Linked DNA regions of Homo sapiens: region 2 is linked to region 1. A link is a loop called in an ENCODE intact Hi-C map of the cell type or tissue named here. Cell type or tissue: heart left ventricle. All regions are shown on one strand. Region 1 holds the start of MOV10 (Mov10 RNA helicase). Region 2 has its middle 7.2 kb from the start of WNT2B.

What was found. Hi-C counts contacts between places; a loop is a spot of excess contacts. Peaks named below come from ENCODE experiments on the same cell type or tissue, not always from the same donor. Only the 100,000 strongest peaks of a DNase experiment are listed, where the experiment ranks them.
Region 2: a loop joins it to region 1, with 2.2 times the contacts of the local background. A loop is called at or near these places in 11 of 110 quality-filtered maps.

The regions. Positions count from the first base shown.
Region 1 is chr1:112,672,399-112,674,898 of GRCh38, forward strand. MOV10 (Mov10 RNA helicase) reads left to right here and starts at 2,261. Exons shown (of 21, transcript NM_001321324.2): 1 at 2,261-2,331; 2 at 2,450-2,500. In heart left ventricle, a CTCF peak has its summit at 1,394; a DNase peak (open chromatin) is centred at 2,083; H3K4me3 peaks cover 1,465 bases; H3K27ac peaks cover 1,265 bases.
Region 2 is chr1:112,500,493-112,502,992 of GRCh38, forward strand. It overlaps a transcript of WNT2B not described here. Among named protein-coding and RNA genes, the nearest start is that of WNT2B, 7.2 kb to the right of the region's middle. RefSeq lists a silencer at 1,785-1,874. In heart left ventricle, CTCF peaks have their summits at 1,499 and 1,698; a DNase peak (open chromatin) is centred at 1,549; H3K4me3 peaks cover 969 bases; H3K27ac peaks cover 828 bases.

The DNA of each region.
Region 1 (2,500 bases):
TTGTATCTATTTTATCACCACAAGCTGCTGAAATCAGCCTGTTGTACGCTATGGCAAAGATTTCCCAGCCATCTGGAAAAGGGTTTTTTGTGAGGCTTCCCTCCTATATTTTGGTTTGAAATGACACTGCTGAAGACTTTTTTCATCTGAGCCTCAGTGGTTATCCCTCTATTGCTTGCCTAGTTCCAGTGCCTGTTCTCTTTTATAGTCTAAGACTTCGGTGCTGGACTCATCTAGGTTCATGGGATGCTTGGCAAACTTGGCATATTCTCTTCAAACTCAAAGAATGATAAATATTTGAATGCCAACTTGTGAATTTACAATTTTCTATAAAACTACCAAGTAAACCAAATGCTGGTGACCATTGTCTCGTTTTTCAGCTACCTACTATGTGAAAAATCAAAGGAAGATTGGTAAATATGAACAAAGCTGGATTGTCCTGTAGTTTAAGTTGAGCTAACTTAAATTTCTTCTTTGAACAGATAGGGTATATATAAATGCACAGAGTATATATAAGCTCTCTGAGCACAGAAACAAATCTCACATCTGACGGCCAGAGGTCACTCTCCTCACCATCTTGGTTTTGGTGGGGTTTAGCCAGCTTCTTTACTGCAGCCTGTTTTATCAGCAAGGTCTTTATGACATGTATCTTGTGCTGACCTCCTGTCTTATCCTGTGACTTAGAATGCCTAACCTCCTGGGAATGCAGTCCAATAGGTCTCAGTCTCATTTTACCCAGTCCCTGTTGAAGATGGAGTTGCTCTGATTCAAAGAGCTCTGACAATAACAATTAGAACCCCATGTGAAGTAGATTTTTCTGGATGAAATTGTTTAGAGAAGTTCCATTGTAAACAAAGCCACATAGCATCACACTTTTTACCCAAGGTTTTACTATACTGCAGACTTTTGTGTACGTTTTGAGAACATCCAAGACATAAACCTGACCAGAGAAGAAGGGAGATTGTATCCAAGAATAATAGGGATTTAGATTTGCTGGTCAGAATGGAGCCAGACATTCAGTTTGAGTACGGTTGATGGTACGTTTTTGAGATGGTAAGTAACAAGGCAATTTTTAAGAGTTCACCCTCTCTATTCTTCTGGAACCTCATCAGGACATTGAGGGAGAAAAAAGGTAAAATCTTTGGCTGCTTTTCTAGTTTTTTCTTCTACTTTGCATAATAAGTTTGTAAGATGTTTTCCTCTGCCCTATTTTACCCATCCCCGTAGCTTTGGTTCCCACTGACATTGCATTTCCTGTTGCTAAAGCCTGTTATTCCTGGCTTCATTTGGTTGTTGGCCTGAGAGAAGGTACCGGGTAGCCCAGCTGGAGTATGACCTGGGTTCTGGACTTTCTTCAATTCCGTAGATTGAGTGTGTGGCCTCCTGCTGGTAGCTACTATGGAGAACAACACTAGCTTTGATTTATTTGAAAGTGATGTATTTGATTTAAAACTTTGTAGTGTAACTTAGCTTGTCCCATTCTAGTGTGTGTGTCATTTCATTCTGCGGGAAAAAAATAGATACAAAGGTTTGTTATTGTAGCCCCACCCCCTTAAATTTGTCTATACAGTCTTCTGAAGCACACTGCCCTTTTAGTTCTCTTCTTGGTACTGATGCTGTCACTATTAACCACTTATTATTGCCTAACACAACAGTCCCTTACGCTCAAGATGCTAGTATTTTGATGAATATAAGGGTCCACCTTATATACCAGTAAAAATTAAAGAGCAATACAGACTGGAATGCAACGAAGCGCCCAAATATGTGGCTCAGGGGTAAGGGTCGGTCACCAGCCTTTCCACATAAGCCGATGTGGCAGAGAAAAGCAATTACTGTGTATCCTGGCAGAGCCCCTTGTCCCTCCCTCCCACACGTACACACCTTTATCTCAGAGACACTGGGTTCTTTTCCCCAAACTTCTTTGACCCTTATGCCAACTACGTGCGTCTGAAAGCCCGAGAAGGGAAAATGGGGGAGGGGGCGTGTCGCCCCGAGTTTACGTCCCTGGAAGGCTGGGGGAGGCGCTGGATGAGCTTCCCCATTCCGGCCGCAGCCGACCTAGATCCCAGCCCTGCCCTTTGCTCTCCTGCTTTTCACTGAGTCCCGAGGCTCTGGAGGGTGGGCGTGAGGGTAGCCCTGGCTGAGGCTCGGAGGTCCTCCCGGGCTGTTCAGAGGGCCCCAAGCGGTAGCCACGTTCTGATACTGGCTAGAAGCCAGGGGAGGGAGCTTGGGGTAAGGGGAGGGCCCTGAGGGAGGGGTCAGACGCTTTAGGAAAGAGTTAATGCGAAGAGGGGGAGGGGATAGGACGAAGAAACCGAAGGGAAAGCTCAGGTAAGAAAAGAACGGAGGAGGGAAGCCTGGTGGGGAGAAGGGAGCCCGCAGGATCAGGGGTCAGAGTTAGGGGGCTTCCCTCCTGCTGCACCCTCATCTCAGGGCCGCCAACTTCCAGCTGCAGCGGCGACTTTCAGTTTCATTTCCACGGACCCTCCTGCCTGGGCCG
Region 2 (2,500 bases), 170 kb before region 1:
GGTGCAGTAGCTCATGCCTATAATCCCAGAACTTTGGGAGGTTGAGGCAGGAGGATTGCTTTAGCCCAGGAGTTCAAGACCAGCCTGGGCAACATAGTGAGACCCCGTCACTAAAAAAAATTTTTTTTAATTATTTAGGCATGGTGGTGCATACCTGTAGTCCCAGCTAATCGGGAGACTGAGGAGGGAAGATGGCTTGAGCCCAGGAGTTCAGGGCAAGCCATGATCGTGCCACTACACTCCAGCTTGGGCAAGAGAGCAAGGCCCTGTCTCAAAAAATAAAAATAAATTAAAATCTTATATTTTAGAGCAGTTTTTAGATTTACAGAAAAATTGCAAAGATAGTACAAAGTGCCCATATATCCCAGTTTTCCCGATTACAAACATCTTTCTTACACTACAAATGTATGGTACAGTTGTCACAACAGTGGACCAATACTAATATATTATTATTAATTAAAGTCCATACTTTGTTCAGAACGCCTCAGTTTTTCCCCAGTGTCCTCTTCCTTTTCCAGGATCCTATCCAAGTTATAATATTACATTTACTTGTCGTGTCTCCTTAGGCGCCTCTTGGCTGTGACAGTTGCTCAGACTTTCCTTGTTTTTCATGACCTTGACAGTTTTAAGGAGTACTAGTCAGGTATTTTGTAGAATGTCCCCCTGGTGGAATTTACCAGGTGTTTTTTTCTTGATTAGACCGGGGTAATGGGGAGGAGGACCACAGAGGGAAAGTGTTGTTTTATCGCATCATATCAAGAGTACATACTATCAACCTGACACTGGTATGTTGACCTTGATCACCCAGTGAGGTTGTATTTGTCAGCTTTCTCCACTGTGAAGTTGCTTTTCCCCTCCACACTCCCTGTCTGTACAATACTCTTGGAAAAAGGTCACGATGCATAGCCCACACTTAAGTAGTAGGGAGTTGTATGTCACCTCCTTCAGGGCAGAATACCCACATACATTATTTGGGATTCTGTATAGGAAATTTGTCTCTTCTCCTCCATTTATTTATTCATTCAATCATTTATTTGTATCAGCATGGACTCATGGGTATTTAATTTTATGCTTTGGGTTACAATCGAAAACTGTTTTGTTTTGTTGCCCAAATTGTCCAGCTTTGGCCACTGGGAACTTTTCAGTTGGCTCCTGAGTTTATGTTAATTTTTAATATGGATAGCTATTACCCACATAAACAAAAGCTCTTTGGGGTCCTTGATAATTTGTGAGTGTAAAGAGGTCCTGAGACCAAAATGTTTGAGAACCACCGCTCTAGGGATCCTCTGGCTGACCCGAATCCCCGGTGTGTGTGCGCGCTTCGTCTGCAGGTAGGAGTTGTGGTCTGGACAGAAGCAAAGTAGGCCACACTCGCCTGCCCTTGGGAACACCCACTTCTCCGTGCCACGCCCGCTCCTAAGGTTTTCTTCGGGCAGAAACGCGGGGATCCCCAAGAAGACGAAGCTCAGGCTGCCATGCCTTTCCCGCGAACGCCACGGCGCGGCGCCCGGTTCACAGGGCGAGTCGCCCACCCGCGAGTCGGAAAGCGCCCGGAATCTTGGCTAAAGCTCAGCGTTCTCCTCCGGGGCTGGGGCCCTGGCCAGGCCTGGCCTGAGCGGTCTCCCCTCACTCTGCGGCTCGCTCTCCCGGGCTACTCCGGCGCGCAGGTGCTGCGCCCGCGGGAGAGAGCGATCCTGCGGCCGTGGCGGACGCCGGGAGGAGCCACCGGGCTCTCCTCTCAGGAGCGCGTCCCCGTGCCCTCCAGCTGCCCGTCCCTGCTGAAAGCATCCGGACAGCTCCCCGGGCCGCGGCCCTGGGGCCCGCCAGAGCCCTGCCCTGCACCCCGCTCTCCCCTCTCTGGCCCGGAGGGCTGCGCCGGGCAGATCCTTTCCTCTGCAAGACAGAGACAAGCAGCGATAAACAGCTAAAGCTGGAGACCCGGCTAAATGATACAATAAGTTCTCTAATTGCCTCGAAAATAAGGTAATGATTTGGCAGAGGGAATGCTTTGATCTTATCAGGCAAGAGAGACCTCTCCAAAGGAAACCTCAGAGAAGGGCTGGAGGCCTCGGACTTGGGGGTGTGAAGCCCAAGGACAGCCTGCTTTCCCCGCCCTCCCCCGACCCTGCGTGTCCACGGTCCCCAGCCTCACCCTCCGGCTTTTCATGGAAAGACCCTTCTCCTGTGATGACTGGAGGAGAGTACACACACATAACACAGGGGTTAGGAGAGGAGGAGGGGGTGGGTTCTGGGTTTTTCAGGAACAGGAGGACGGCTGAAATGACTGGTGCAGTTTTAGAGAGGCTATAGAGAAGGAAATTGGGGGAGAGGGGATTGCGGACAGGGATTATGGAAAACCTGACTTGGCTCAAGTCTGATGATGTTTCTTACACAGTGAGGGCTGCTGATTTGAGCTTTTCAGGCAGGAGGGAGTGACAAAGGGAGGAGAACTTTGAGTGTCCTGCCTTCTCCAAGAATCTGCACACACACTCACACACAC